Regions from separate parts of the Homo sapiens genome. Here region 1 is linked to region 2. A link is an interaction called in ENCODE POLR2A ChIA-PET data of the cell type or tissue named here. Cell type or tissue: K562. All regions are shown on one strand. Each heading gives the region's core, and the rest is flanking DNA. Links, peaks and the distances in the headings are about the cores only.

Evidence for each region. Peaks named below come from ENCODE experiments on the same cell type or tissue, not always from the same donor. Only the 100,000 strongest peaks of a DNase experiment are listed, where the experiment ranks them.
Region 1: POLR2A ChIA-PET joins it to region 2 with 5 read pairs; 7 of 35 experiments call an interaction of 5 or more read pairs at or near these places.

The regions. Positions count from the first base shown.
Region 1 is chr9:37,353,067-37,369,659 of GRCh38, forward strand. It overlaps LOC124902153 (a long non-coding RNA gene), which reads left to right and starts at 9,162. Exons shown (of 3, transcript XR_007061478.1): 1 at 9,162-13,536. ZCCHC7 (zinc finger CCHC-type containing 7) reads left to right here. Exons shown (of 9, transcript NM_032226.3): 8 at 1,644-1,758; 9 at 3,769-5,083. The coding sequence ends at 4,202. In K562, for the core only: a CTCF peak has its summit at 11,874 (motif pointing left); DNase peaks (open chromatin) are centred at 9,555 and 11,881.
Region 2 is chr9:37,266,618-37,283,210 of GRCh38, forward strand. The region is part of intron 2 of ZCCHC7 (zinc finger CCHC-type containing 7); the gene reads left to right. Among named protein-coding and RNA genes, the nearest start is that of LINC01627, 120 kb to the right of the region's middle. In K562, for the core only: no CTCF peak of the experiment used is centred there; no DNase peak of the experiment used is centred there.

The sequences.
Region 1 (16,593 bases), core at 5,447-13,446, 87 kb after region 2:
AAACTACTGAAAGAAAAAAGGTACTAATAAACAATGAGTGGAAAGTGTGAGTAACTTAAGATACTATATAAATGTTTTTAAATTATAAGACTACTTCATAAAGTTAAATCTGAAAAGGCAAATAACTCTAAAATATATGTATAAATTAACCAGACTGACTCAAGAAGAACAAATCAACTGAACCAATACCATTAAAGAAAATGAATAAGGCCAGGCACTGTGGCTCATGCCTGTCATCTCAACACTTTGGGATGCCAAGTTGGAAGGACCACTTGAGGCTGCCAGTTTGAGACCAGCCTTGGTAACATAGTGAGACCTTGCCTCTACAAAAAACAAATAAAAATTATGAAGTCTGAAACTTAAAACTTACATCACTGTTCATTGGAATATTCATCAGTAAGAGTATAAAAACACATGAGAATGGCCGACTTCAACTTGATGACAGTGGTAACTTCTGGAAAGGGAAGGAGATGAGTGCAAAATGGGAAGGACTTACATGGAGGATTTCAGCTATATCAGTAATACTTTATTCTTGGGGGAAAAACAGGCAACTAAGGTAAAATGTTATGGTTTTATATGAGGGTGAATATAGGTTTTTAATTATTTTTTTATAAATTGTGTGTTTAGAATGATTTATAATTTTTTAATTCTACAAATTAAGTACATAAATGTTTGGCTGCTAGCTTGGCTAGTTCAGACTTGGCTTAATTTTATGTGGATTTTTCACCTACTCTTTAAAATATATTCTAATTGTTTTTCATTACTTAGCTAAGAAACAACATTTTAAAGTAACTTTTAGGCAAGATGGCAGAGGCAGAAAGGGGAAAGTTCCAAAAGAAAAGATTTCAAACATGCTGAATGGATCTGTGTCACAGATCATGATAAACAAAAGCCTGCTATGTGGTGAGTGGTTCAGGCCAAAGCCTATGGATTTGGGAAATACTAGCTGGGTAGAGGCCAGAGTCATGAGAGTAGGAAGCTGTCCTGGGAAAATGAGTAAGAGTAGGGATTTCAACTTGGGTGGCGGAAGCAAGAAGAGAAACTTCTTTTGGGGTGTCTCACAATTACCTAGGAACAATTTTAAACTAGGCATAACCTACCACCAACCTACCCCCCACCGTTAAGAATCACTACCCCTATAAGCAGTGAATGTTGAGTTAAAATAAGCTTGCAAACCATTTGTCTCTAGAAAAAAAGATCAAAGGGCTTAGAACTTATACCCACATTTTGGGGATAGGAAGAAGAGATGGAAAAGAACTTGATAGAAGGCTGTTGGAAGTGATGGACAAGCAAAGGAGTAATACTAACATGAGGCCGAATAACATAAACCCACTAACAGAGCGGCAAGGCTGCTACCTCAGACTGTGAAAGGAGTTAGGCAGAAAAGGCTGAAAAAAGATACGAAGGGTTTCATAGGTAAAGAAGTAAGGGAAGAAAACTCAAGCTTGAAAGAATATCATAACACAGTGGGGTTTAGGGCTGGGTGACCCTCCCAACACCCCAGCAAGGACCATATCCTACAGCCACCACATGAGGTACCAGTGACATGGGGCTCATTTCTAATTAACATGCTCCAGAATCTTGCAAAAAGGTTTTTGAACAGTGTGACCATGTGACATCATAATTTTACATACAATTTATAGGAATGTCCAGAAAGAGAAGTGTATGACCCGTCTCCAGTATCTCCATTCATCTGCTACTATGATGACAAATATGAAATTCAGGAGAGAGAAAAGAGACTAAAACAAAAAATAAAAGGTATGTTGCTAGACTTCTTGTTAGATCACATTTGCAGTAGTTTCTAAATTTCTTTGTTTGTACTGTCTTTGCCTGCTTTGGGGGTCATTGGTTAGCATAGAAAGTATTTTTAGTAATTACCAAAGAGACTGGAACTTTCTTGATCTCCAGAAACCAAGCACCCACTTCAGAAATAATCCCATGTTGCAATCTCCTCACAGTAAACATTTTTTTACAGTGATCATTTTAGGAAATGTCCAGAAAATATTGCTGTCCATCTATATAGGCAGAGTTTTTAAAGGCTCCTTTGAGATTTTTCTGTTTGACAGGTAATTATTTTTTTTTCCATTTGTATTTCTCCAGTATTTTTTTATGGAAAGAAAGGCTTTCCTGCTAAGTTATTCCTGGAGCTTCCCTGAAGAAGTCATTTGTTAGAGGCCACCGCTGCAAGCAGAGCTCCAAGTTCACAACCACCTCTGTGGTTTCTGTACTTACTGTTGCAAACATTGTTCTTTATCACCAAATTAATATCTTATCATTTAAGTTTTCTCTACCTCTGTTCTTTCTTGTTATTCACTTCAAGGTGGTTTTCCAAGTTATCTTTCTTGCTTTAAAAACAAAACAGTTCTGTATTTTTTTAGTTTGTTCTATACCTTATTTTCTGACTCTTTTGGCCTTTTACTCTTCTGGATTCTTAGTTCAGGACCTTTCCAAAATGAAGGTACTAATTCTGAGGAAAATAGAGTTATTACTCTCCCAGCTCCTGCATATTTTACATATTTAATATAAAATGTATGTCATCTACAGCTATCCCTGGATATTGGTTCCAGGAGCCTCCTCATTTACCAAAATCTGCACTTACTTATGTCCCATAGTTGACTCTGCAGAACCTGATTATAGGAAAAAGTAGCCGTTCGTATACACAAGTTTCTAATCTGTGGAATGGTGTATTTTCAATCCTCATTTGGTTGAAAAAATCCACATTTAAGTGGACCCACGTAGTTCAAACTCATTGTGCAAGGGTCAGCTGTGTGGAGAAGTTATAGTAGTTGTAGATTATGATTAGGCAACCAAATTAGAGATTAAAAAGAATTGCATGAAAATGTCATCTCTAGATTAAAGGATTATATGTGCTTTCTGTTTTTTATGTTCTTTGTACTTTTCTGTTTTTTCCAGGTTTTCTATAATGAGCAGTTATAACTTATAATTAGAGAAAACCCATTTTGGTTTTTTTTTAGCTAGTTGTATCGACGTCTGTAGCATAAATCCACTTTGAGGTGTTCACTATGATCCTTTGAAATTTTTATAATAAAAGTCTATGCTAAAAGTTTTTATTGGCCACTTTTTTAATCTTTAAAGATTCTATTGACTGCTAGTTTTCATCTCTCACTGTAACCTCATCTCCCACCTACCCGTATCAGAATCACTATCAGAGATCCGTATTAAGCGTGTCAAGCTCTGACAAAACATTAACATCAGCTTTATCACTAAAACCTCTAAGATACCCGCACTCACGTGCACTCACACACACTCCTCAAAGCCAGTGATCTCTACCCTGGAGGAATAATCTCTTGGGCAGTTTGGCATCCACCTAAAAGTACTATGGCCAGGCCTTATCTTTAGAGGGTGGTTGAAATGTCATATGAGACCATCAAAAGGCCATTTTATAAATCTTGCTTTGCCTCATTTTCAAAGGCTGACTCGTCATCATTGGGGAAACTCGTATTGGTCAGACATGACTTTTCTTCACAAAGCTAAGATGATTACTGTTCTTACAGGTCCTCATCTCCATTGCTTAACCTTGTTAAACTGTTGAAAAGGATAATTAACTATCATTGGATTTCTGAATGTGTTTCATTTTTAGCAATCAGAAACTTGGAGCTACAACTATTTAATTTTTAGTGAGTGATGTCATACTGTTAACATGTTTAAATATCTAGCTTCCCTGTCTGTTAAGTTATTTACACTTAGGAAAGCTCAGCATGGACTGTTTAGCTGCTGAATATGCAAAAATACTTTTATATTTTTCAGTACTCAAGAAAAATGGGGTTATCCCAGAGCCATCCAAGCTACCTTATATAAAAGCAGCAAATGAGAACCCCCACCATGATATAAGGAAGGGCCGTGCCTCATGGAAAAGCAACAGGTGGCCTCAAGAAAATAAAGAAACACAAAAAGAAATGAAGAACAAGAATAGAAACTGGGAGAAGCACAGGAAGGCTGACAGACATCGTGAAGTGGATGAGGATTTTCCCAGGGGCCCCAAAACCTACTCTTCTCCTGGCAGTTTTAAAACCCAGAAGCCTTCTAAGCCCTTTCACCGTTCATCACATTACCACACGTCAAGAGAAGACAAGTCTCCCAAGGAAGGCAAGAGGGGCAAGCAGAAGAAAAAGGAGAGGTGCTGGGAAGATGATGACAATGATAACTTATTTCTTATTAAGCAGAGAAAAAAAAAGTCTTAAGCCGTCAGGCAGCCTCTGATGTGGCTTTTCATTGTTCATTTGGCCTTTGTGTCTATAACCTTCTGGCACTGTGTTTATTATCTATGATTAAATAAAGTGAGTTTTTGGTTTTGTTTTTTTAATTTCAGCCATTCCTAGAGTTACTGAATATCCATGGAGATCTCAATTCTCTGTGTCCAACAGGATATTAGGTAAGAAAGTACAAAGATAAACCTGGACTTCTCCTATTCCAATATGTCATCTTTACTCAGAATCCTAGGGATAGGTAGAAGAATTCATCTTTTCAAGAAAGTGTTTTAAAAATACTTTGGGAAAAAAACTGCATCAAAGGTAATTTATCCTCAAATTAAATCCTTGCAGGAAGAGAAATTAACACTAAGAAAAAGTCATCAATATTTTTCAACTTTTTTTTTTTTTTTTTTTACTTTGGAAAGGACAATAACTATAAACCTATATCCAGATTTTCTTTCTGCTGAAGCTGTTGTCAGAATCTTCCTTTGGACAAAACATCACTAGCTGACTATAAAAACAAAAGTGTCATCATTGAAGCCCTGAAGAGGCAGGGAATTGAGCTTCAGCAAAATACAGGAAAAGAACTATCCAGTATAAATGTCAGAAGACAGATTTCCTAAACAAGTAAAAGAGACATCAAAAATTTTAACATAATCACAATGAAATCATTTTTTACCACTTTTACAGCGGTGTTTCAAGCGGACTGTCACTCAGATCTGCAGAGATGAATATTACTCAAAAAATTTTTTTGTTCTCTTGCATTTTTTTCAACTACCGCAAAGCTATACAGATTTTTTTGTACTTGTGGATCTTTTGTACTTCTCATAACCTAATGTCAGACTAAGAAAAATAAAATATCTGAGAGTAAATACATGTGTTTATTATGTAAAAAGACAATGAGAGTTTGAGTGACAAAGAGCATAGTTAATGTTTATTTTGTTTGTTTGTTTGTTTGTTGTAGAGACAAGGTCTCACTGTGTTGTCTAGGCAGGTCTCAAACTCCTGAGCTCAAGTGATCCTCTTTCCTTGGCCTCCCAAAGTGCTGGGATTACAGGCATGAGCCATCACTCCCGGCCTTGGCATAGTTGTGTTGGGCAGGTGGATAAAGTTATAAAATCCCTGTAGACTGGAGTCAAAAATGCCATTTTTGCCCAAGTGCAAGCTCTCTGCCAGAATAAAATGGTATGAAATCAATTAAATAGGACAATTTTATAATGTCAGGTTCTTAAATTTGTATTTTACTCTTTGGGAAGTATGCAGATTCCTGTATTTCTGGCAGAATCATCTCTCATCTTTCTGAGAGGAAGGAAGAATTCTGTCCTCTCAAATCAGTGCTAGTGCAAATTGTAGGATCACAGAGTTTAGTCTACCACTTTCCCTGTTGCTGCATAGATTTCAGCTAACTTTATTATATGTTGATGCATAGCTTCCTAATAGCTAGAGTTGTTTTCACCCTAAAGTAAGCAACCAGGGTTTTTTTTTTAACAACTTGCTAAATGTGGCAGCCATAAAAAAAGTTTCATGGAAGTGGAAAACCTTGAGATAATTGGCATTATTCTCCAGTAGGACTTGAGGCAAACATGGCTTATTACTCATATGGTATAACAAGTACCCCTTCTGATCCTAAGGCATCTCCTTTCAGGGCAGAAATAGGATTGACGTTCTTTAGGTTCTTTCGTACATAGCAGATTGTTTGGAGAAGGAGAGAAAGGAAGCACTTTTTTTTCTGTTTGTCTCTGCACATTATCTTATTTTTTCCCAAAACTTACAAACATTTTGTTCTAGGGTATAATTTACCTATTGGGTCCATGTATTTACATGCAGATAGGAAAGGATGCTGAGCTACTTCACCTGTGGGCATGAAGATACAGTCTTCATTTCCTGGTAAGAGAAGAACAGAAACATGGAGGAGTCTTTGCTTCATTTCCTCTTCATTTCCCTTGCCCCCAGCTGTTACACCAAATGTTCAGTTAAGGTGAATCAGTCAGTCAGTTTATTAACATACAGACTCTTCATACAACAATGGGGAGTTTAAAATATGTATAGATTCAACCATTAATTAAATAAGACTTTACATGGATAAATACAAGAGAAGAAAAGCAAATGTCCAAAACAGTAAAGATCTGTATAGTTGGTAGGATTAAGAAGATTCTAAACATCTTACCTCTGGCCCAACTTTGATTTGAAGCAGCTTGAGTGGCTCCTATCTTGGGTTCTACCTTGGTTTGTGTTTGGCCTTCTCAAAACAGAGCAAGGGGAACCAGTCTCCCATTTTCTCCATGGAAAGTCTTGCTTTCATGGACCTTGCTATTTGCAGTACTTATTAGTAGCTCTTTATTTTTCTGTTATACAAAGATTATGTAATCATTTTAAGGGGGAAAAATGTTAAAAACAAGTCATATGTGATTCTTTCACACAAAAATGTAGTTAAAATTATTAGTGTCTATTTTTTCAGACTTTTCTATACCTATGTATACATTGTTTTGTAACCTGTTTTTCACTTACTTTGGGAACAAATACATGTCTGCACTTTTGCATGATGTTCTATTATATGGCTGTGCCATGATTTAATCAGCTCCCTGTCGAGCATTTTGTTTCCAATTTTTATTATTTTTGAAAAATTCTTCTACATAATATCTTCTCCATTTATTCAATTGTGATAAAATGGAATTTAGGGTCAGAGAGCATGCATATATTTCATAAAAGTTTTAATACATGATGCCAAATTATATTCCCAAGTCAGATTCTTCCCCAATCATTTATATGTCCCTGGCAGTTTGTGAGTATTCATCTCCCCATTCCCACAATCACATGGAATATTGCCATTCCCTTGTCTCTTTGCCACTCTGATGGGCAGCAAAGAAACATTATTCATTAGTGCTGCAGTGAAAAGATTGATGTGGGTTTGTCTGTGTAAGGAGAGACAGGATTAGCAATATAGGGAAAATCTGTTTTTAAAAGATGTGGAGAGAAGCTTCTCATAGGAAACAACTGAAAATTCTTCTGCCAACAAAAAATTACATACAAAATAAGGGAGCCTTTCATTTGTTTATAGCTGTCCTGATCCCCTGGTCTTATGCTTCGCTTTCTCAACAAAAGGAGGATGCTGCTGGCATCTAATAAGTAGAAGCCAGAGATGTTGCTAAATATCCTACAATGCACAGACTAGCTTCCCACAATGAATCTGGCCCAAAATGTCAATAGCGCTGAGGTTCAGAAACCCTAGTTGAAACCCCAGCTATTTCTCAAATGGAATTCTGTTCACTCGAGAGAGAGTTCACGTTGCCTTCCACATCTAACAGGATGTGCCCTTGTCTTACAAGGCTTTGCATTTCATCATATTGCCAGTGTTTGAGAGACTGGTTGGACATGGCCATTCATGTGAAATAAGGAACACTAGTTCCATGGCATGAAGGTCTACAGTCTGGACCACTTTGTGGAGGATCTGGGCCACTGGAGACTCAGCCAGCTGAGGGAAATTAATAGTTTAGGAATCATGGAAACAAACACTAGAGTGCCAGGCTATGGCTTGAGCCCTGGCAAGAAAAATATAGAACTGTGGTGTGAGAACAAAGGGATTCAGCTAGTGAGGGGAGGAAAGAGTTGGAGACTAATCTGATGGGACACTTAATTGGGTCAGAATGTCATTAGGCTGTAGGAAGGAACCCTCACCAGGATCCAAATCCAACATAGGCCCTTAGATCTCACAGTTGGACTTTCCATTTCAAAGAAGCACCAATGTTTTGGTGATTTATTACACATTGCCATGCAGTGAATCACAGGATGAAGCTGATTGGTGTGTGATTTGAGCCAAAAGTTTTTCTGTTCGTTTAATATATGTTACTTTTTTTTTTTTTTTTTTTTTTTGAGATGGAGTCTCACTCTGTCACCCAGGCTGGAGTGCAATGGCATGGTCTCAGCTCACTGCAACTCCACCTCCCAAGTTCAAGCAATTCTTCTGCCTCAGCCTCCCAAGTAACTGGGACTACAGGGACGTGCCACCACGCCCAGCCAATTTTTCTATTTTTAGTACAGACGGCATTTCACTATGTTGGCCAGGCTGGTCTAGAACTCCTGACCTCGTGATCCACCCACCTCGGCCTCCCAAAGTGCTGAGGATTACAGGCGTGAGCCACCGTGCCCGGCCTAAGTTACCTCTTAAAATGATTTCCTGGGAAATGATTCCATGAAAACCCAGTAAAGGAGTGGGGAGGGAAGTGAGACAGGGAAAAGAAGAGAAGGAAGCCAAGCTGGATGCTTATCAAGTCATGTCTCATAAAGAGGAACTTTCAGACTCACAGGGAACGCTAGAAAGAGTGTAGGCCACACCTCAAAGTTGCCCTAGTAAGGGGCAATGGAGCTGTAGTGTGTGTATCTTTTTTTTTTTTTAATTAGTCATTGTTTAAGCCAGGTAAATTGGGTTTAGGCAGCCCCCTGACGGATGGAGATATGAATGAAACACCAATGTCATTCGCTACAGCCATAATCTCAGAACAGTTCTTCTTACAAAAAGATACTTGGGGCTGGGCATGGTGGCTCACGCCTGTAATCCCAACATTTGGGAGGCTGAGGCAGGAGAATACTTGAGCTCAAGAGTTGGACACCAGTCTGGCAACACAGCAAGATCTCATCGCTACTAAAAGTAAAAAAAAAAAAAAAAAAAAAAAAAAAGATTGGCCAGGCATGGTGGCTCACCCCTGTAATTCCAGCACTTTGGGAGGCCAAGATGGGAAGATTTGCTTGAGTCCAGGAGTTTGAGACTAGCCTGTCAAATTAGTGAGATCTTGTCTCTCCAAAAACTAAAATTAGCCGGGTGTGGTGGCACACGTCTGTGGTCCCAGCTCCCGAGTAGCTGGGACTACAGGTGTGCACCACCACACCCAGCTAATTTTTTGTATTTTCAGTAGAGACGGGGTTTCACCATGTTGGCCAGGCTGGTCTCAAACTCCTGGGCCCAAGCAGTTCACCTGCCTTGGTCTCCCAAAGTGCTGGGATTACAGGCATAAGTCACCACTCCCTGACTAAAATATTGTTGATCTGCAGTTGGTTGAATCCATGGATGTAGAACCCTAGGATACCATAGACCAACTGTATGTTTATTATCTTGTGATCGTTTTGCAGGTGTGTACATATGACAAAGTCTAGTTTCACACAGGTAATCCATTGGAAACATTTTAATATTTTTTCACTGAATTGGGACTGTTCTTATTAAACTGGGTGAGTTAGGCTCAGTAGTCCATAGGCTATCTTCAGTTTTACTTCCTGCTTTGTCCATATGGGGCCAAGAAGACTTGATCATAAGGCAAGTATCCACCTGCAGGGGCCTTGCAGGGAGAGGTCACTGACCTCTTAAGCCTGTGAGTAGGACCTTTATCTAAGAGGCATGCTGGTGATAACTACATGCACAACGTTCGGAAACTACTGTCTACAGGCTGAAGTCTAACTTCTGGCCTAAAATTCAAAGCCTTTCATGCTTCATCTTCTGCAGTTCTTCGCTCTTCTTTCTCCTCTATCCCCTTCACCCTTCCCGTCCCACCACATGAATGACTAATTCCTGAATAGGTCATGCTTCTCCTCCATGCCTTTACCTGTGCTATTACCTCTACCCAAAATATCCTCTTCCCCTTTTATGACCACTCCCAGACAATATTAATCCTTCCCTCTTTGGTGTTTCTGTTGTCATCTGAGTGATTTATTCAGCAAACAGAGGCTATGGACTTTCTTTGCGTCAGGTAGTATTCTTGCTTGAATACTACCTGACGCAAAGAAAGTCCATAGCCTGTGCTTGCTGTGGAGAAATCTCAAGCCTCAAGGGCTAACAAGCAAGAGACAAACACGAAAACCAGTATTTTGTCTTAGAGGTGAGGAGTGCAGTGAGAGATACGGGTATGATGGTAACACCAAAGAAGCATGATTGGTCCTGCTACAGAGAGGGGAGACTGGGCAGGACTTCCCGATGGGTCATTATAACAGAAGAAAAGTGTTGCAGCTTAACAAAAGGGGAGGAGCATGAACCATGTGTGTGAGGCGTGGAGCTGTGAAACAGCAAGGATGCACTCTGTATTCGTTGCCTGGAGCTACTGTCCCAAAATACCACAAAGTGGTGGCCTGAAACAACAGAAATTTGTTCTCTTACAGTTCTGGAGGCCAGAAGTTCAAAATCAAGGTGTCAGCAGAGTTGGTTTCTTCTTGTTGTGCTGAGATAATTCCTTCCATGTCTCTCCTACCTTTTGGTGGGCCTGAGCAATCCTTGGCATTCCTTGGCTTGTATAAGTCCAGTCTCTGCCTCTGTCTTCACATAGGGTTCTCTTCTGTGTCTCCTTGTGTCTTGGCTTTCTGGCCCACACTAAAATTATCTAGGGCAATTTTATCCCAAGATCCTTAATTACTCTCTGAAGACCCTATTTCCAAATAAGGTCACATTCACAGGTGTCAGGGATTAAGATTTGGACATATCTTTTGGAGGAACATTATTCAACCCACTCCTACCTCAAAAACTATAAGAATTGCTTTGCCTAGTTGCACTTTTGTTTTTATTCCAAGCTTTTATCGGGGGATTCGGTCTTCCATATGTTCTTTTTTTCCTCTGTCCGACTTTCCATTCTGATTTATACCTTCCTCAAGACTTTTAAATTAGTGATAATTTCTCATCTTACATATGTCCTTATACTTCAGTTTGTGAAATGTGTGTTGGACAAAAGCATGAACTGGAAAACACCTATCAGGTTTAGTGGCAGACCTCTGCCAAAGGAGTTCCAGGATAGCAGTGAGCCAAGAAACTAGATTGCAGTGCATTGAGGAGGGAATGAGCAGCTACGAAGAGGAGGGTGTCTGTCTCTTTAAACCCTTGCCTGTGAAAGGCTGACAGTACAGAACACTGGCTGGAGTGAGGCTGACATTGACAGGAAGCTGCCGAAAGAGAGAGGGATGCTGGAGAAATAAAACTCAACTTATGGCACTCACATCAAGGAAGTGGGAAGGGATGGATCCAGAGGGACAAGCCAATGGAGACGGGCGAGCAGGGTAAGGAGATGGTATCCTCCTCCTTGATGGAGAAGCTTTTTCCAAGAACAATGGAATAGGTGTGCGGGGCATAGGGAGACTTGGAAGGACCCCCAAAGGGAATAGAAAAGGAGAGCCTCTTGGCCACTAGGATGGTGTTAGGGAGCCAGGGGAGGTTGGAGCCTCTCTGGAAGTGCCCTGTGGCTGCCCAAGTGAGGGGAGACAATGAGTACACATGTGAAGAAAGGATTTCCTGTGGGAAAACCAGATTCATGTCCTTCCTGCCCAGAGTTATGTTCTTCAAGGAGTTCAGTCCTGCACACACTAGTGAATAATCCTTATAAATGTCCACATATGCCCCCCAAGTACGTCTACCAAACATAGCTCAGTCTTACGTAAAACAGTGTACACATGTTACTAATCAGATGCTCTCATAAGGAATCATGCCATTTTGAGAGGGCCCGAAGCTCTAACAACTTGAGACCTCCTATCTGGGCCGTAGCTTTCTCATTATAAAGTTGGAAGTGGTAGGATTAGCCTGGATGGGTTCTCATTACCTCCCAACTCTGGTATTCTGTGGTTCTAATGGTAGTTGGTAGCCCTTGGCATCACTCAAGAATAATCCTTGATGGCCAGTGTGCAGCACTGCCTCCCTGTGGGCACCCCTCAGTCTAACAGCCACACAGCAAGTCCCCAGCCTCCCCAGCTCTGCCCCATTGTATCCAGGTAAGCAAGGTGAGCCCTTGCTGTAAGCATCACCCTGGTTGCCTTCCCATGACCCAGCTTCTGAGAATCTCCTTGCTGTGTGCATAGCCCTCTTCACCCATCTCTCCAGCTCTTCGTGTTGGGCTCCGCCCTTCTTCTGGTAGTCTTCTGATTCCATGTGGCCCCATGAGCCACTCTCTGCCCAACCAGTCATGTAGATGTGGCTTGTGCACAGTCTAGAGACTATATAAGCAGGCCATGATGGTTGGTTGTGATCATTTTTAGGTATCATGCTCTTGATAATGAACATATCCCTCGATTTGATACTGTTTTGATGGGAAAATCAGTTTTATCCCCTCACCATCCCTTTGTGAGCATACACCTAGCCTTAAGTGCTTAGAAGTGGCTGTTCTGGCCAGGCGCAGTGGCTCACGCCTGTAATCCCAACACTTTGGGAGGCCGAGGCAGGAGGATCACTTGAGCCCAGGAGTTCAAGACCAGCCGGGGCAACATAGGGAGACCTTGTCTCTACAAAAAAAAATTAAAATAAATTAGAAATAAGAAATAAGGCCAGGCACGGTGGCTCATGCCTATGATCCCAACACTGGGAGGCTGAGGTGGGAGGATTACTTGAGCTCAAGAATTTGAGACCAGCCTGGGCAACATGGTGAGACCCCATCTCTACAAAAAAATTTAAAAAATTAGCCAGGTGTGGTTTTGCACACCTATATTCCCAACTACTTGGGAGGCCGAGATGGGAGGATTTCCTGAGCCCCTGCAGTGAGCTATGATTGCACCACTGCACTCCAGCCTGGGTGACAGTGAGACCTGGTCTCAAAAAAAAAAAAAAAAAAAAATTCTGTGGCACCCTCCTGGAGACGGGTCTGTTTTTAGCTTCCACACCATTAATAGTTTAATCTCTTAAGTCACAAGTAAGGAAAGGGAGTCACATACGACAGCAAAAGCCCGCAGTTCCCAGCAAAAGCCAGAGGCAAATGAGAACCCACGAAGAACCCAGAGTTCACACCACAACCTGTGCGCTGGTCGGGGTGACCCATGCTGGACCTCCACAGAACATGGGGCCATTCAGCTAACTCAGTAAACACTTGCTGAGCATCTGACCTGAGCCAGGTCCTGTGCTGACATCTAGGACTTTCTACCCTTAAGGAGCTGTGGCTTTTTCTCTAGTTGGTGAGACAGATGGAAACCCCTTCAGTTCCACTACAGATATTTTTGAAATACCTGTTATGTGCCAGGCACTTTCTGAACTCGAGGTACCGCAGTGAACCAGACAGGTGTTATCTATGCCCTCCTGGGGCTTCTAAGCCTTCAGAGAAGATAGACACTGTACAGGTGAGTTAAGTGCTCCAAAGAGTATGGCTCCTGGTGTGTAAGGGTTCAAATATCTGTTGATAGAAAGGATAAAGGCCATGTCATCTTTATTCTTTCTCACAGGGCCCAGCATGGGGCCTAACACAGTTAGACTTAAGTAAATGGATTCAACTCACTGGTCCCCAGCACTGTCCTCTGCATGATGTTACCGAAATGGAGACAACCAAAACTAACTGGACAACTTAGTCAGCTGGACTGGAAGACTGCACTTCCAAATGGAAAGGTTTGCAGTGGCTCCTTTGGAAATGTGGCTTCAAGGGTGGAGAGGGGGGAAGTGAATGTGGGGCTCGCATTATAGGCTTTGGGGGTTACAGAGCTTGCTGGTGTTGCTTGCCCTTACGCTCTGTCAAATCTCAGGCAGATGAAACAAGATGTAAGCTTTCTAAATTATCAATAGAGGGCCTGTCATTCAAATGGAAGATAAGACCAGAGAAAATAAAAGTCCACCAAAATAATGCCAGAGAAAAACAACCCTGGTCTTTCAAAAAACCATAGATACAATTTCTTAGAGAAGTTTAGGCCAGGTACAGTGGCTCACACCTGTTATCCCAGCACTTTGGGAGGCCAAGGCAGGTGGATCACTTGAGCCCAGGAGTTTGAGACCAGCCTGGCCAACATGTCTCTACCAAAAAAAAAAAAAAAAATTAGCCTGTTGTAGTGGCACACACCTGTAGTCTCAGCCACTCAGGAGGCTAAAGCAGGAGGATCGTTTGAGCTTGGGAGGCAGAGGTTGCAGTGAGCCAGGATCACGCCACTTGACTGCAGCCTGGGCACCAGAATGAGAACCTGTCTCAAAATAAAATAAAATAAAATAAAAAAGGTTTAGTCCAGGAGGCCTATTTGTGTTTTGAATCAAAATTCACTGCTTTAGAAAGAAACTGCATGGATTTCAGTGTTCTCGTCTGTCATACTCTCTCAGACTTCTTTCCTACCCTCAGAAAGCTTCCATTTTAAGATAGGAAAGAGAAGCCCTGAAACAAGACCAGTGTAACTTAAGTTACAAAGAGGCATTCATGTGGGTCTATGTGTGTGGAGAGAGGTCACTTCTAGTGTCACTGGTGGTGGAGACCCAGGAAAACTTCACAGAGGAGATGGCATTGGAATTAGCTCTTGAAGCATAAAGAAGACTAATAATTAGGATAAGAGGAAATGCCTCTCAGGAGGAAGACAAATATAGGCAACAGCCTGGATGTAGGATAACCTAGGACACACTTAAGTAAGAAGGTCTAGTATAATTTCCCTTGACTCTAGTTCACATGAGGGTAATAGAGGGAGGTAAATGAACCAGATCACTGAAGTCTGAATTTCAAGCTAAAGAGTGTGGTTTCATTTTCCTCATCTATAAAATGAAGATAATATCTCTGTCTCTTGCAAGAATTAAAGTGAGGCCAGGCACAGTGCATAGCCCTCTTCACCCATCTCTCCAGCTCTTCGTGTTGGGCTCAGCCCTTCTTCTGGTAGTCTTCTGGTTCCAGATAATGGCTATGATTCCGGCACTTTGGGATGCTAAGGTGGGAGAATCACCTGAGCCAGGAGTTTGAGACGAGTCTGGGCAACATGGCAAGACCCCAATCTCTACAAAAATTCTAAAACTTAGCTGGGAGTGGTGGCGTGCACCTGTGGCCCTAGCTGCTTAGGAGGCTGAGGTGGGAGGATCGCTTGAGCCCAGGAGAACAAGGCTGTGGTGAGCTGTGATTACACCACTGTGCTCCAGCCTGGGCAACAGAAGGAGACCATCTCAAAAAAAAAAAAAAGTTCTGCATTAGATGTATATATATTAGATATGTATATATTAGTCATTAACTACTTGCATAATGCTTTGTAAAAAGCAGCTGACACAGGCTGGGCGCAGTGGCTCACACCTGTAATCCCAGCACTTTGGGAGGCTGAGGTGGGTGGATCACGAGGTCAGGAGATCAAGACTGTCCTGGCTACTACGGTGAAACCCCGTCTCTACTGAAAATACAAAAAAATTAGCCACACGTGGTGGTGGACGCCTGTAGTCCCAGCTACTTGGGAGGCCGAGGAAGGAGAATGGTGTGAACCTGGGAGGCAGAGCTTGCAGTGAGCTGAGGTCGCACCACTGCACTCCAGTCTGGGCGACAGAGCGAGACTCCATCTCAAAAAAAAAAAAAAAGGCAGCTGACACAATGGCAGTGGTGGCAGCGGAGAACCATCGAAGATTTTGACTAGGGGAGATGAGTCACTTGTGTGGAGATGTGTTTTAGATTAACACAGCACTGCACAAATTAGCAATTAGCACTTTTGTAATATTAGTACTCATAAATTGCTTTTCTTTCCAAGGAATTAAAAGACATGAACAGACATGGTAGGTGGTTACATCGGTCAGGGTTCTCTCGAGAAACAGAACCAATAGTAGAGATTTATTCAAGCTTGCACAGTTGTGTAGGCTAGCCAGTCTAAGATCTGTAGGGCAGGCAGCTGAGGCAGGATTTCTGTCTTAAGGCAGAATTCCTTCTTTGGGAAACTTCAGCTTTTGCTCCTAAGGCCTTCATCTGATTGAATGAGGCCCACCCACATTATCAATGTCAGTCTCCTTTATTTCAAGTCAGCTGATAAATCACATCTACGAAATACCTTCCCAGCATCATCTAGACTAGCATTTGACCAACCAACTGGGCATCATAGCCTAGCCAAGTTGACATATAGAATTAGGCATCACAGTGGTCTTTATCTTGAATATGGAAACTGAGACACAGACTGGCAAACTGACACAGAAGCTTGGCCAAATTAGAATTCCTAGAACCCGGTACCAGGCCTACCAGGTAACTCTTGTGTCTTATAGTTTTATATTATTTATTCCTGCTTTTTACATAAAATTTACCATAGACATAACCAGACTGAATATCTATGGGTAGATTGTGCCGAATGCTGATGCAAACCACTCTATTTTGGGGAGGAAAGAGAGGACTGACGTCAGGTCAGGCCCACAGGTAGAGACACAGACTTTGGCTTGGTGCGAAGAAACACTTCCAGACTGGAGTTTCCACCAGTGGGACAGGCTGCCTGGGACACACACAGCTCTTGGTCCCCGGAGGCGAGCAACAAAAAGCTGAGCCACTTAACATGGTGCTGTGAAGGAGATCCAAACATCCAGCCAGCATGGACCAGGGGCTGAGAAGAGCCTCCCTCCGAGCCTGTATGAATTCCGATAACCCCAGATACTAGAAATGATCCTCACAATTAACTGCATCCTTCAGAAAAGTCCTTGCTCCTCTCCCTACCCCTTCTCCACCACCAGGGAGCCTGTGGAGATTGG
Region 2 (16,593 bases), core at 4,708-12,707:
AATCCCAGTACTTTGGGAGGCTGAGGTGGGAGGATCACCTGAGCCCAGGAGTTTGAGACCAGCCTAGGCAATATAGCAAGACTCCATCTCTACAAAAAACAGAAAAATTAACCAGGTATAGTGGTACACACCTGTAATCTTAGCTACTTGGGGGGCTAAGGTTGGAGGATAGCTTGAGCCGGGATGATCAAGGCTGTAGTGAGCAATGATTGCATCACTGCACTCCAGCCTGGGCAATGGAGCAAGACTCTGTCTCAAAAAACAAAGTCTAACAGTGATGTATATGTTATACCAGTGTTATTTGGAAGATAACTTGAGACTTTTCCCATGCATACTGAATTTTTGGGAAATAAATTTAAGTTTTTCTGTATAAATGGTCAAAAAAATGTTATATTGAGAGAGAGAGAGGTATACTATCCGGAATACAGTCTGTGGGATATGCCTGTACAATTAATTTATCCATTCAGGCCCAGTTTCAAAGGCTTTGGAAGATGGGTTGCAAAGTTTATTAATCCTCATCATTTCTTGGCTAAGATAATTAGTATAATATAAAAAGTCTTTGATTCTCTATTCTGATGACCTGTTTTGATCCTTAGAGACAGAACTAAGGATTAAGGTGAGATGAATCTTCTTAGTTTACTAGCCAAAACAGTATACTCAGCCCTAGAACAGAATTCTCTGTCGCTTGTATTTAGCATTCCCTCTTGCTGAAAGTGTTCTTCTCTTTTTATATTTATGATTTCTATTAATGAAATTGCATCTCTGTCTCCCATTTGGTGGTGGGGGGGAGACAGGGGAGAAGAACAGGGCCTTGCTCTGTCTCTTAGCCTGGAATGAAGTGGCATGATCACAGCTCACTTCAGCCTCGACCTCGACCTCCCAAGCTCAAGTGATCCTCCCACCTCAGCCTCCTGGGTAGCTGGGACTACCATGCACGGCTAATTTTTTCTTTTTTTTTTTTTTTTTTTTTGAGACAGAGTCTCGCTCTGTCACCCAGGCTGGAGTGCCGTGGCATGATCTCGGCTCACTGCAAGCTCCGCCTCCCAGCTTCACGCCAGTCTCCTGCCTCAGCCTCCCGAGTAGCTGGGACTACAGGTGCCTGCCACCACGCCTGGCTAATTTTTTGTATTTTTAGTAGAGATGGGGTTTCACCGTGTTAGCCAGGATGGTCTCGATCTCCTGACCTTGTGATCCACCCGCCTCGGCCTCCCAGAGTGCTGAGATTACAGGCGTGAGCCACCGCGCCCGGCCTAATTTTTTCATTTTTTATAGAGACAGGGTCGCACCATGTTGCCCAGCCTGGTCTTGAACTCCTGGGCTCGAGGGATCCTCTCACCTTGACCTGAGATTACAGGTGTGAGCCATTGGGCCCAGCCTGCATTTTCTTGAAGTTGAAGATTTCCTCTGTGATCACATCAACCCAAGATTCTCTTTCTCTAAGCCCTATTAGCATTTCTTATAATGCCATTCAAGTACCATCACTAACTTGATTGGAAGTTCCTCAGAGCAGGGACTGTGTTTCAGATTTTTTGTTCCCCACAGTGCTTAACACAGAGCCTAATACAAAACAAATTCTGTGTGAATTTTTTGTGAAAGCTCTTGGTATCTCTAATGTGCTCTCAAAACCAACTACTATTATAAGATAATTAGATTTTACTCACTACCAGATTTCTCTACCTGGCCAATAAGGTTTGCAGAAGTTCCAGACCTATCAGGTGTTTATTTGCAAAGAAACAAAGTAGTAAACTTCAAAAGTCATGAATGTACTCTTGAGCCCTGTCCTCACAGAAAAAAAAAAAAATAAGCAAAATTTCTATTTTTTTTTTTGAGACAGAGTCTCGCTCTGTTGCCCAGGCTGGAGTGCAGTGGCGCGATCTGGGCTCACTTCAAGCTCCACATCCCAAGTTCACACCATTCTCCTGCCTCAGCCTCCCAAGTAGCTGGGACTACAGGCGCCCGCCACCATGCCCAGCTAATTTTTTGTATTTTTAGTAGAGACGGGGTTTCACCGTGTTAGCCAGGATGGTCTCGATCTCCTGAACTTGTGATCCGCCCACCTCGGCCTCCCAAAGTGCTGGGATTACAGGCGTGAGCCACCGCGCCCGGCCGCAAAATTTCTACTCTTTCCGAGGGGCTAATGCTGTTCTCAGCTGTGAAACTTTATTGTTGTCAATTCTGGCATTTAATTCTGAATAGGGTGCCATCACCTTCACTACTCTATTCATGTGGTCTTTCAACAAATGTATTGAATACTACTGTATGCTATGTTAGGGATAAGAAGTGACCCAGACTGCTATAAGGGAAAGATAAAACAGTAGTATGAGAGTGTATAATATTCTAACGTAGTATGGAGGCCAAGGAAGGCTTTTATGGTGACGTTTAAGCTGAAATCCAAAAGAATTAACTAGTCGAAATGGTGAGGCAAAGAGTGTTTTGATCCAAGGAAATAACATGTGCACCCTATCTACTAGAAGGGATGAATTATTTGCTTGCTGTCCTGAAGGTAGGCCATTGTGGCTTGAAAGAGTGTGAGAGAGAGCATGTAGGGCAAGATGAGGCTGGAAGAGTAAGTAAAGATCAGAAATTTCAGGCATTGTAGGCCATGTTAAGGTTTTGAACGTTATTTTTAGAGCAGTTGCTAATGAAGTATATGAAGCAGGGGTTATAGGAGCAGATTTCCATTGTTAAAAGATAGCTATGCTTCAGAAAAGAGAATGGTGAGAGGGCCTGTAGTACCTGCAGAAATACCAGTTAAGAGGCTACTGGGAGGCTGAGGCAGGAGGATCACTTGAGCCCAGGAGTTTAGCCTGGGCAACGTAGTGAGATCTCATCTCTACTAAAAATTTTAAAAATTAACTGAGTGTTGCAGTGCGTGCCTATAGTCCCAGCTACCAGGGAGGCTGAGGCAGGAGGATCGCTTGAACTGGGGAGATCGAGACTGCAGTAAGCCATGATTGTACCACTGCATTCCAACCTGAGCAACAGAGTGAGACTCTGTCTCAAAAAAAAAAAAAAAAAAAAAAAAAAAACAAAAGAAGTTCTAGGCATGATATGATAATGTTGTTATCTTAGGTTAGTGAGGTGACAGTGAAGAAAGATTATAACTGAATTATAATTTTTTAAAGTAAAATCAACAGAACTTGGTATGGAACTATTTATGGGAGATGAGGAAGAGAAAAACAACTCCTAGATTTCTGATTGTGCCCTGCGTATGCTAAGGAAATACTCAGAAGGGACCAGTTTTAGGAAGTGCATTTGAGGCACCTAGGCCAGTTGAATTTGAGTGGTCAGGTCAAGAGTTTTATATCTGTGAATCACAAGCATAGATAGGCAGGCTAACTTAGGGTTTCAGTTATCTGAGGAAAATAGAGGGCTTTGTTGTTTTATTTGGTAGCCATTAGCTATGTGTGTATCTGGTCTGAATTGAGATGTGTTATAGTCTAAAGACTGAAAAAAGGCTGTAAAGCATGTTATTAATAATATTTTACATTGATTACATGTTAAAATATTTTAGCTATATTGTGCTACATAAAATATATTATTAAAATTAATTTTACTTGTTTAACGTGACTACTAGAAAATTTAAAATTACCAATCTCACATTAGTGGCTTGCATTACATTTCTGTTGGGCAGTGCTGGTATAGAAAAGCAAGCTTAGGATTGGGCCTTGAGATATCCCAATACTGAATGTCTACATATTATCAGAGTCAAGTTCTTGGCATTTTCGTGTGAAAAGACTCAGATACACTACATACACATAAAGTCTTAGCATTGAAAAGACCTCCTAGGAGGCTGGGCGCGGTGGCTCATGCCTGTAATCACAGCACTTTGGGAGGCTGAGGCAGGTGGATCACCTGAAGTCCGGGGTTCAAAACCAGCCTGGCCAACATGGTGAAACCCTGTCTCTACTAAAAATACAAAATTAGCTGGGCACATTTCTGTAATCCCAACTACTTGGGAGGCTGAGGCAGGAGAATCGCTTGAACCTGGGAGGTGGAGGTTGCAGTGAGCCAAGATCGCGTCACTGCACTCCAGCCTGGGCAACAAGAGCGAAACTTTGTCTCAAAAAAAAAAAAAAGAAAAGAAAAAGACCTCCTAGGGAATTTTAATGTTTCAAAATAAGAATTTTTCTTTTCCCACAATCTCCTCTTTAAAGAGGCCATCATTGAAAGTAGTTTCCAGCAATAATAAAAAAAAAAAATAGTAGTAGAAGAGGAGGAGCCATTACTTTCATTTCTGTTCATTCTGAAGAAACAGAGATGACTCTTTCTGTATAACTCAAATTCTTAAAAGAAACCCTTGATATATAGTGTCAATTATATGAACTCTACCTCAGGGTACCTAAAAAAAGAATGTTTGGTTACCCGAATGAGGGGGAGGTTTTCCTTTAGAGAGAAGTATTGGTGCCAACAAATGAAAAAGGAATAGTTTGAACACCACATTTTGCAACTCCTAATGAAATAATGGATTTAAAGAATTATCGATGGCTGCTTATTTGACAAAAAGAGACACCTGACATTGTGCCACTTCAGAGAACACAGTGCTTACCTAGAAGTATTCTTTCCAAAATTTAAAAAATGATCTAATCTACATATAATCAGGCTTCTAGATCCAACTACAAGTTTATAGGAAATATAAAGACTATCTCATGAAAATACAATCAGCAAAATCCAGAATGTGTTAAACTCTACAGGATATCACTTCATTTCTTTAACAAATAATTGCATGGAAAAGAGGGAGGTGGACTGAAGGGAAGAAATATGGAAGGGGGAAACTACAGATTCAGGGACTTAGTTTATTACAATGGACCTTTTTGGGATCTTATAAAGCATATATATTTATCAGGTAATTATAGAAATTTGAACACTGATGAACATCTGATTAGTTATTGTTGGTTTTTAAATATATGATATTGTATTATGGTTACATTTAAAAGAGTCCTTATTTATCATTTGTTTGTTTGTTTGTTGAGACATAGTCTTGCACTGTTGCCCAGGCTAGAGTGCAGTGGCACAATCTCGGCTCACTGCAACCTCCGCCCTCCAGGTTCAAGCAATTCTCATGTCTCAGCCTCCTGAGTAGCTGGGACTGTGGGGGTGCGCCAACATGCCTGGCTAATTTTTGTATTTTTAGGAGAGTCGAGGTTTCACCATGTTGGCCAGGCTGGTCTCAAACTCCTGACCCCAAGTGATCTGCCCGCCTCAGCCTCCCAAATTGCTGGGATTATATGCGTGAGTCACTGCGCCCGGCCATTATTTATCTTTTAGACATAGCATGCTGAAATTTTTGCAGATAAAATGTTTTGCTTAACAATAGTTCAGTAGAGGACAAGGGTAAGTGGGTAGGGATACAGATGAAATAAGATTGGCTGTGAATTAAGAATTGTTAAAGCTGGAACTTTGGGAGTTTATTATACTATTTTTTCAACTTTCATATGTTTGAAGTTTTCCAAAATAGTGAATGAGTAAGAACACACACAGACATTATACAGAGGGGAAGTGTCATTAATGATTTTATCTACTATACCTTTTTGTATCAGAAGATCTGGAGAAGAAACAGAAATATTAAAGTTTATTTCCATGAATAATCCCTTTACTTTCATAAATATCTGCTGGGCCTGGTGATTTGACCAGTAAATGGGATTTATCTTTTTGTGTAGCCAATAAATTGGCTCTTTAATCTTTTCTCATTCACGTTAACTTTCTCTTACCCTGTAAAGTGTGTTGAATTTAATGTTTATTATTCCTATGAGTTGGGGAATTGGTATAAAATACATACATAAAACGTGTAAGAAAAATTATAAATTGAACACCTATGTAACCATCACCCGGGTCAAGAAATAGGACCCTTTACATGTTTCAAAGCTGTGTGGTAAAAAAAAAAAAAAAAAAAAAAAGAAAGAAAGGACCTGGGCAGTACTGCTGACGCACATCCCTTCTCCACCACATACTTCATTCCTCCCCTCTTTCATATATATGTGAATATTCATCACCCTAATATTTATGGAAATCAATCACTTCTTTGCTTTTTATTTTTTCTCTTCTCTTAACGGTATAGTTTGTCTTCCCTCTCGTGTTCTTCATACTTTTACTGTATATTCATGTATGTATAATATTATTTTGCACATTTGCAGACTTAATTAGCACTATTCCGTACGTATTCTTCTAAACTTATCTGCACTCTGCATCCCATAGGGTTTCCTTTATACTGATATGTGTAGCTGTAATTCATTCCTTTTTTAACTACTGTATAGTATTCTATTGTATGATTGCACCACCAATGTATTCGTTCTCTTACTGATGGACATTTAAATTTTTGGAAGTTTTTTGCAGTTATAAACAAAGCTGCTAAGGATATTCTTGTGCATATCTCTTGGTGCATGTATATGAGAGTTTCAGTAGAGCAGGGGTTGGCAAACTGGCCCACAGGCCAACTGCCTCTGTTTTTATAAATAAAACTTTTAAACAGTTATTCTCATTTGTGTATATATTGTCTGTGGCTGTTTTCGGCCCATAATGGTAGAGTTGTGTAGTTGGCAACAGAGACATTATGGCACACAAGCCTAAAATATTTACTACATGGCCCTTTAAGAAAAAGTGTCCTGGCTGGGCGCGGTGGCTCACACCTGTAATCCCAGCACTTTGGGAGGCCGAGGTGGGCAGATCACAAGGTCAGGAGATTGAGACCATCCTGGCTAACACAGTGAAACCCTGTCTCTACTAAAAATACAAAAAATTAGCCAGGCATGGTGGCGGGTGCCTGTAGTCCCAGCTACTCAGGAGGCCGAGGCAGGAGAATGGCGTGAACCTGGGAGGTGGAGCTTGCAGTGAGCTGAGATCGCGCCACTGCACTCCAGCCTGGGCAACAGAGCGAGACTCCGTCTCGAAAAGAAAAGAAAAAGAAAGGGTGTCCTGACACCTACTCTTAGAGTGTATAGCTTGGAGTAGAATTATTAGATCTCCTCAGCAAGGGTAATCATCAACTGTACTGGACTTGGCAAAGTATCCTGCAGGAATTATTATATGAATTCTTACCTCCTGGTCAATATTTGGTGGTGTTAAAATTTTGTTTTGCATTCATATCTCACTATTTATATTGCTGTTTCTCTGATTACTAGTCAGGCTGAACACAGTTTCAAATGTTTATTGAATCTTGCATATTTTTCTGTTGATTGCCTGTTCATATTTTTTGCCCATATTCCCTATGTGTTTTTTTTCTCAGAGATATGTGGGAATTTTTTTTATATGTTCCAGATATGAACACTTTGTTGGTCATATGCATTACCAATATTTCCTCCCAACCTGTGGCTTGTCCTTTAAGTTTTCTTAGTGATGTCTTCTAAAAAACCAGAACACTTTTTATTGGAAATAATTTCAAATTTTAAAAAGTTGCAAAAATAAAAATGGTACTCTTAACCCATTTTCTGTTTAGAAAAAAACAAATACAGCTTGCTGCCAGTGCATTTTTCATCAGGACAAATGAGAAATTGGCATACCTGTGTAGCCTTTATCCAGTCACTTATTATTTACATTTTACTCCATTAGCTTTATAATCATTTGTGTGCTTGCTCACTCTTCATGTATATGTATGTGTATATTTGAATATGCATATACACACAATTCTGAACCATTTGAGATTAGAGCACATATATTATGCTTGGCTTTCATGAGTGTATAGTGATATAATTTTATGAAAATTACCATATCTAATTTCTTTTTTTTTTTTTTTTTTTTTTTTTTGAGATGGAGTCTTGCTCTGTTGCTCAGGCAGGAGCACAGTGGTGTGATCTTGGCCCACTGCAGCCTCCACCTCCCAGGTTTAAGTGATTCTCCTGCCTCAGCCTCCTAAGTAGCTGGAGTCACAGGTGCGTGCCACCATGCCCGGCTAATTTTTGTAATTTAGTAGAGATGGGGTTTCACTATGTTGGCCAGGCTGGTCTTGAACTCCTGACCTCAAGTGATCTGCCTGCCTCAGCCTCCCAAAGTGTTGGGATTACAGGCATGAGCCACCATGCCCAGCCTCTAATTTCTTAATGGTTCCTCTTCCTGTTTAAAAGTTTTTAATGTTAATGTAGTTATTTACTCAATCTTTTCCTTTATGGTCTGTATCTTTTAAATTCTTTCCCATATCTGAGTTTTAAAAATATTTGCTGTATTTTCTCATATGATTGTTAAAATCTTGCTTTCCATATTTAGGAATGTAATCTACTTTGTTTTTTTTTTATATAGTGAGAGATGAATACCAATTTTGTTTTATCCCATTGTCCCAGCACCATTTATTGAATAAATTGTTTCCTTTGTTTATAGTGACACCTATATGGTGTATCAAGTTTATGCATGCAGGTCGTTGGGCTACGTGATTGACTGTTCATGTACTTAGATCACACTGTCTTAAAAATTAGAGCTTTATACTAATTATTGATATCTGCCTGGCAAGTCTTTCTAGCATGTTCTTCTCAAATTTAACATTTACTTTGATAAATAGTTACATAGCAACAATTCATGTAATCATCACATACTCAAAATACAAGATATTACCAGCATAGTGAAACCCATGCTCTCAGGATGTTGCACCCTTGCAGTAACCTTCTCCTTCTCCCAACAGTTGGGCCTTATCCTGACTTTTGTGGCAGTACTTCCTTGATTTTCTTTGTAGTTTTGTCACTGATAACTTCTCCTAATCTATATTGTCTAGTTTTCCTTTTTTTTTTTTTTTTTTGAGCTTTATATTCATGGATGCATCCAGGAGATATAATTTTGTATACATCAGGCTTCCTTAATAAAACATTATAAAGCTGTGGTTCATTTTTTTGTTTTTTAGTTGATGTGGGATATTTTATTTTGTGACTATACCAGAGTTTATTCACTCTGCTCTAAGTGAGCATTTTGGCTATTGTTAACCAGTGTTTCTCTTAATATGCATGTTTTGGGTTAATTTCAGGTAATACATGTAGGAGTAGAATTGTTTTTCCCTATGGTATGTTTATCTTCCACTTTAACATGGAATGGCAGACTCTTTTTTCTTTTCTTTTTTTGTTTTTTGAAACGGAGTTTCACTCTTGTCACCCAGGCTGGATTGCAATGGCGTGATCTCAGCTCACTGTAACCTCCGCCTCCCAGGTTCAAGCGATTCTCCTGTCTCAGCGTCCCAAGTAGCTGAGATTACAGGCACCCACCACCATGCCTGGCTAATTTTTTTTATTTTTATTTTTAGTAGACACGGAGTTTCACCATGTTGGCCAAAGCTGGTCTTGAACTCCTGACCTCAGGTGATCCGCCTGCCTCAGCCTCCCAAAGTGCTGGGATTACAGGCGTGAGCCACTGTGCCCAGCTGGCAAACTCTTTTTTCAAAGTAGTTTTATCAATTTACATTATAACCAACAATGTATGAGAGTTCCCATTGTCTGCATCCTTGCGAACACATGATATTGTTAGTATTCTTAATTCTGTTTTGGTAGGGGGATAGTAGTATTTTATTTTGGCTTTAGTATGCATTTACCAGATGACTAAATGAAGTCAAATACCTTTCATGTGTTTATTGATCACTTAGATATCCTCTTTTGTGAATGACCTATTTAAGTCGTGCTGGAGTTTCTACTTCTTTGGCTTAATAACTTGAAGGGGTTATTTATGTATTCTAGACATGCGTTCTTTATATGTTGGACAGATATCTCCTTCCACATTGTGGCTTGCCTTTTCACTCTCTTAATGGTGTTTTTTTGTTTTATTTTGTTTCTTGATGAACAGAAGTACTTTATTTCAATGTAGTCAAAAGTTATCAAATTTGAATTCATGCTCAATCATTACTTACCTACTATGTGACCATGGCCAGCTTCGAGCTTCAGTTTACTTATCTGTAAATAGGTGGTAATAATATCCATGTCATTGGGTAATTGAGAAGATTAAATAAGATAAAGCACTTATTATAGAGCTTTTTACCTAGCAGTCCCTCAATAGATGTTAATTGCCTTCCTCATCATTTAGGGTGCTCATTTTCATACTGTCTTTTGGGAAATTGGGTAGTATTCATGAGCTATTTGCAAATGAATGTTTTGGAAATTAGAATCTCATATAATTATCCTAGGAATTTAGAAGATTGCCTAAAATAGTAAATCATAATTAATTTGCCCAGAGAACTAAAATGTAATATTTTCTCTGATGTAGAGGATTTACACTGAATATGGGATCCTTGTATAATAAAACTCATGACTGGAGTATCTTATCCAGGAAATGAGAAGAGATAATAAAAAATAGTCTAACCCTTCTACATGCATCATATTTTAAACCAAGAGTAGTTCTCTTTGCCTCCAAGAGAAAACAAGGTTTATTAAATAGTGAAAAATTGCTAATCACTCCAGCCCAAAGTACCTTCTCTCTCCTAGGAACATTTAGTGCCTATTGATGATTTTCATTTTCCCATATTTCATCATTCAACAATAATTTGTAGGACATCTCTTACTATGCTTACTATGCACCAAGTATAGACTCATTCTTTGTGTGAATGGAGCTAAGAATGAAGAGTGGAAGATTTTGTAAAAAAGATTTTAATTATAACACCATGCCAAAAAATTTCAAAGTTCTGCTACTGGTAATGGCGGAATTGTTCATAATGTACCAATTTTCCCACAGGTAATTCTACTCTGGATGAAGCTTATACTATAAATATTTAGTACATAAAATCTAAATGTTTATATACACACACATAATTGAAAGCACACTTTAATGCTTCAAAACATAATCTGGCCAGACCTGGATGGCTCATGCGTATTATCCCAGCATTTAGGGCTGTTCAGACAGGAAGATTGCTTGAGGCCAGGAGTTCAAGACCAGCCTGGGCAACATAGTGAGACCCCCCCATCTCTGAAATAAAATAAATAAAATAAAATAATAAAATAAACTATCTGAAGGCACTGGAGACCAAACCAAAGTGGGCAGAAACTCACAGGAAGTCAACATTTAGAATAAAGAAAAAGCATTTGATGACTTTAGTTTTAGTATTTTATGCTTGAGGGCAGTTACTAATGGCTACACCATGGGGGTGATTAGAACTCGGAAATCCCAATTCTTACTGATTTGGGGAATCAGAAAATAGAGGCTACTATAGCACCTGGAAAGTGAAGGGAAATTCTCAGAGGGACATCCCAAGTTCTGCATATAAATGATTGTCAAATATTTGATCCTTGAACAAAACGTGAACATTCTTCAGAGGAACATAATGGAATCCATAGCCTCTAAAAAGTATCATTCACAAGATGTAGAATACAATCCAAAATTACCAGATATAAATAAAAAGAAACTGGAAACTTTGATGTATACTCAAGAAAAGGCAACCAAGGGACACTATGGGATGACCCAGATATAGTAATTAGAAAATCAAAAAAAAAAAGTTTTTTTGTTTGTGTGTGTGTGTGTGTGTGTGTTTTGTTTTGTTTTGTTTTGTTTTGTTTTGAGGCAGGAGTCTCACTGTGTCACCCAGGCTGGAGTGCAGTGACCATTTACAGGCATAATCTTAACTCACTGCAGCCTCGAGCTCCTAGACTCTGGTGGTCCTTTCACTTCAGCCTGCCAAGTAGCTCGGACTGTAGGTGGGTGCCAACACAACTGACTGACAAGGATTTTAAAGCTGTTATTAGTTATGACTATGCTCAAGGATATAAAATGGCATACAATAAAATAAATATGAAACTTGCTGGAGAAATAAAACTATAAAAGAGAACTAAATGGAAATTTTAGAACTGAAAAATGTAATATCTGTAATAAAAATTCACTGTGTGACCTTAATAACAGATTGAAAATATCAGTGAACTTGAAGATCCAAATCACTCAATCTGAAAAACAGAAAGAAAACTTTAAAAATAAATTCAAAAGAGCAGTGCCCCAGTGACTCATTGAACAATATTAAGACCTAATATGTGTCATTGGAGTCCCAGAAGAAGAGAAGGAAACTGGGGCCAAAAATATATTTAAAGAGATAATGGGAGAGAATTCCCCACATTTAGTGAAAGATGTAATTGTACATATTGAAGAGATTCATAGCCAAATTGATGAAAACTAATGATAACAATAAAAATCTTATAAATAGTAACAGAAAGGAATAATAATAAAACTGAGAGTTGACTTATTAGAAACAATGGAGGCCAAATGCAGTAGAACACCATCTTTAAAGTGCTTAGGGAAGGAGAGCTTTGGGGAAAGCTGGGAATCAAGAATTCTACATCCGGCAGAAATATCCCACAGGAATGAATGCCACATGAAGATTATTTTAGATTTTAAAAGTGAGAAAGGACCAGATGCGGTAGCTCACACCTGTAATCCCAGCATTTTGGGAGGCCACACGGCAGGTGGATCACTTGAAGCCAGGAGTTTTGAGACCAACCTGCCTGAAACCCTGTCTCTATTAAAAAAATTAAATTTAAAAGAGAAAGAATTTGTTGCCAGCTACCCTCCACTAGTAGAAATGCTGAAGTAAATTCTTTGGGATGAAGGGAAATGATATACCAAGTCAAACTCCTGTTTTCAAAAAGGAATGAAGGGAAAACTTGTCTTATTTTATCCTCTTTATTTGTTTCAAATGTATATGATGTTGAAAGCAAAAAAAAAAAAGTAACATTGGGTGATTTATATGTAGATATAATACATATGGCAACTATATCAGAAAGGACTGGGATGGGCAGGTAAATAGAATCATTTGGTGACAAGTTTTTTACATTTTTCATAAATTGTATGATATTAACTCTGAAATGTTAATATCTGAAAATGTAAAGGTATATTTCAGTTCTTAGAACAGACACTTAAAAAAAAAAGACAAAAAAACATAAGGACATAAACCTAAAATGCAATAGAGAAATTATATTGGAATCTTAAAAATATTAAATTACTCCAAAGGACGAAAGGACGGACAGAGTAATAAAAAGCAGTAATTGAAAGATCTAAATGTGGACATATTGATAATTACATCTGGCCAGGTCCAGTGGCTTATGCCTGTAATCCTAGCACTTTGGGAGGCCAAGGCAGGAGGATCCTTTAAGCCCAAGAGTTTGAGACAAGCCCAGGCAACATAGCAAGACCTTATCTCTATAAATTAAAATATATATATATATATTAGAAAAACATAATTACATGAATTGTGTATATACAGAACACTCCAATTAAAAGGCTAAAAATAAGCATGTGAAAGCTGGAGTAGTCATATTAATCAGGTAAGTAAACTTTGAGACTAGGAATAGTAGTAACAGAGGTAAACAAGGATGTTTCCCACCGGGTGCGGTGGCTTAAGCCTGTAATCCCAGCACTTTGGGAGGCCGAGGCGGGCGGATCACGAGGTCAGGAGATCGAGGCCATCCTGGCTAACACAGTGAAACCCTGTCTCTACTAAAAATACAAAAAATTAGCCGGTCCTGGCGTCAGGCACTACTTAGGAGGCTGAGGCAGGAGAATGGCGCGAACCCGGGAGGCGGAGCTTGCAGTGAGCTAAGATCCCACTACTGCACTCTAGCCTGGGCAACAGTGCGAGACTCCGTCTCAAAAAAAAAAAGGGATGTTTCAGAAAGATAAAAGGGTCAAGTAAACAACGAAGGTACTGGAATCAGACCTTCAAAATAGATAAAAACAAAATTTGACGGGATTAAAGGATCTCCTCATCATAGAGAAGTCCACAACCATAATTGGAAGTTTGAATACCTGTCTCAATAATTGACAGAAGTAGTAGATTAAAACTACCAGTAAGGACATAGAAGATCAGAGTAATACTGTATGTAATACCACCCACCTTGACATAATTGGCATTTATAGAACACAAAATCCAATAATTATAGAATATGCATTCTTTTCCAGTATACATTCAGCAAGATAGACCATATATATGGTGGACCATAAAATAAGCTTCAAAAGATTGAAATCTTAGACTTTGTTCTTTGATCATAATAGAATTAGAAATCAATAACAAAAAATCTGGAAAGTTCTCTGATCACAATAGAATTAGAAATCTATAGCAAAAAAAAAAAAATCTGGAAAGTCCCCAAATATTGGGAAATTAAATAATATACTACTAAATTAAAAATTCATTAAACTTTTTTTTGTTACTGCTTGATTAGCTAATTGTTACAGATGATTCTCTGATTTTCTCTCTGTCTCTCTCTCTCTCTTTCTTTCTCTTTGTCTTTCTTTCTTGAGACAGAGTCTTGCTTTGTCACCCAGGTTGGAATGTAGAGGCACAATCATGTCTCACTGTAGCCTTGGCCTCCCAGACTCAGGTCTTTTTTTATCCTCTTAATTTGTTTCAAATGTATATGATGTTGAAAGCAAAAAAAAAGTAATAATGTGTGATTTATATGTAGATGTAATACATATGGCAACTATATCAGAAAGGACTGGGATAGGCAGGTAAATAGAGTCATATGGTTACAAGTTTCTTAACATTTTTCATAAATTGTATGATACTAACTCTAAGTAGAGTTAATATCTACTAGAGCTAATATCTACTCCCATGTATAGTTCCTAAGGTCCCTCCTGCTTCAGCCTCCTGAGTAGCTGGGACCACAGGCGTACATCACTATGGCCAGCTAATTTTTAAATTATTTGTAGAGACAGTGTCTCCCTATATTGCCCAGGCTGGTCTCAAACTCCTGGGCTCAAGTGATCCTCCTGCCTCGGCCTCCCACAGTGCTGGGATTACAGGCATGAGCCACCACACCTGCCCTCTAATATTCTTTTATTAAAAAGAGAGAAAAATACACAAATAGAAGAGATTGTGACATAGAGGTGAAATTCTCTCAGTTTTGTGTGTGTTTTCCTCTTGAGTTTTTCTCCCATATTTAGGAAAAGATGAATTATAAACTCTTTATGTGCAACTTCTTTAAATATAGCATATATGAGTCTCCACTTCGTATATAGTGTCAAGCTGGTACACAAAACAGATTCTCAGAAAATAAACTAAGAAAATATTCCTCAAGTCTCTATAAATACATATTTTATCACATGTGATTGTACTATATCAATCTCATTTTGAATCTCATTTTGAGAGATGCACTTACACTGTTTGGTATGGCGTTTTGTATTACAGGAATGCTTTTCAGGACTAGCAGTTGCTAAGGGAAGGAAATGCTTAAGCTTGTCTGTAAACATTAACTTCAGCATATACACATTAATAATGGCTTCCCCACCTGTAACCAACCTACTTACCTGGCAGGTTTTATTTCCTAGGCTAAGGATTTTTGAGAACTCTATCATAAAACAGCTGAATTATGACCTCCTTTGGTTTTTACAATATGCAAATACAGCTAAATACTCGTTAATATTCTGCATTTAAATTCTTCTTCTTAATAAAGACATGCACTTTATTCCTGCTCCCACGTATGGTTCCTAAGGTCCCAGAGTTCAGACTTCCTTACAATTTTTAATTCTCTTCTATCTTAAACCTTTTGAGAGCTGAGCAATAAGCTTTTCATTTTCTTCAGAATCAGCTCCAGTCTCAGGATTTTGAGGCCATGTCAGTAGAGTAAGAATGTACCCTCCATGTTTTCTATCAAAAATAAAATATTAACTTGTTTAATAGTTTCAGTTTTGCCAGATGAAAATAATTCTGGTGATGGCTGCAAAACAATTTGAATGTACTTAATACCACTGAACTGTACACTTAAGAATGGTAAAGATGGTAAATATTATGTTTTCTATATTTCACCATGATTTTTTAAAAGTTTAAACAAGGCCGGGCATGGTGGCTCACGCCTGTAATCCCAGCACTTTGGGAGGCCGAGACAGGCGGATCACTAGGTCAAGGAGATCAAGACCATCCTGGCTAACACAGTGAAACCCCGTCTCTACTAAAAATACACAAAAATTAGCCAGGCGTGGTGGTGGGTGCCTGTAGTCCCAGCTACTCAGGAGGCTGGGGCAGGAAAATGGCATGAACCTGGGAGGCAGAGCTTGCAGTGAGCCAAGATCCTGCCACTGCATTCCAGCCTGGGAGACAGAGTGAGACTCTGTCTCAAAAAAAAAAAAAAAAAAAAAAGTTTAAACAAGACAGGAGGATCACCTGAGCCCAGGAGTTCAAGACCAGCCTGGGCAACAAAATGAGATCCCATCTTTACAAAAAAAATTTAAAAATCAGCAGGGTGTGATTGTGTGCTCCTGTGGCCCCAGCTACATGGAAGCATCAGTGAGCCATGTTTTTGCCACTGCACTCCAGCCTGGCTCTGGCTTAAAAAAAAGGCGGGGGGAGTGAGGGGGTAAGAAAAGAGTCAAGAAGACCTGAATCTTTTTTTTTTTTTTTTTTTTTTAATGAAAATGGCATTTGTTCCAGAGGCAAGAGTAGCCTCCAAATTAGTAGAATGCCAGATGGAGATGTGGGGTGGGGTGGGATGGGGAGAAAGGTGTTGAAGCAACTCAATCATGCTACTACTAATAGTTCCTCTTGGGTTGAGACTTAGGATGGTATTAAATTCAATTGTTTTCTTTTCTGTTGTTTTTATACCCGTGTGTGCTCTTGATATTATATTGAGTTGGCGTAGTTGCTTGCAGTCAGTAGATAAGAATAGTAATGGGATAATATGTATGAAAAATATTGACAGCACAATACTTTTCTCTTTCATGGAG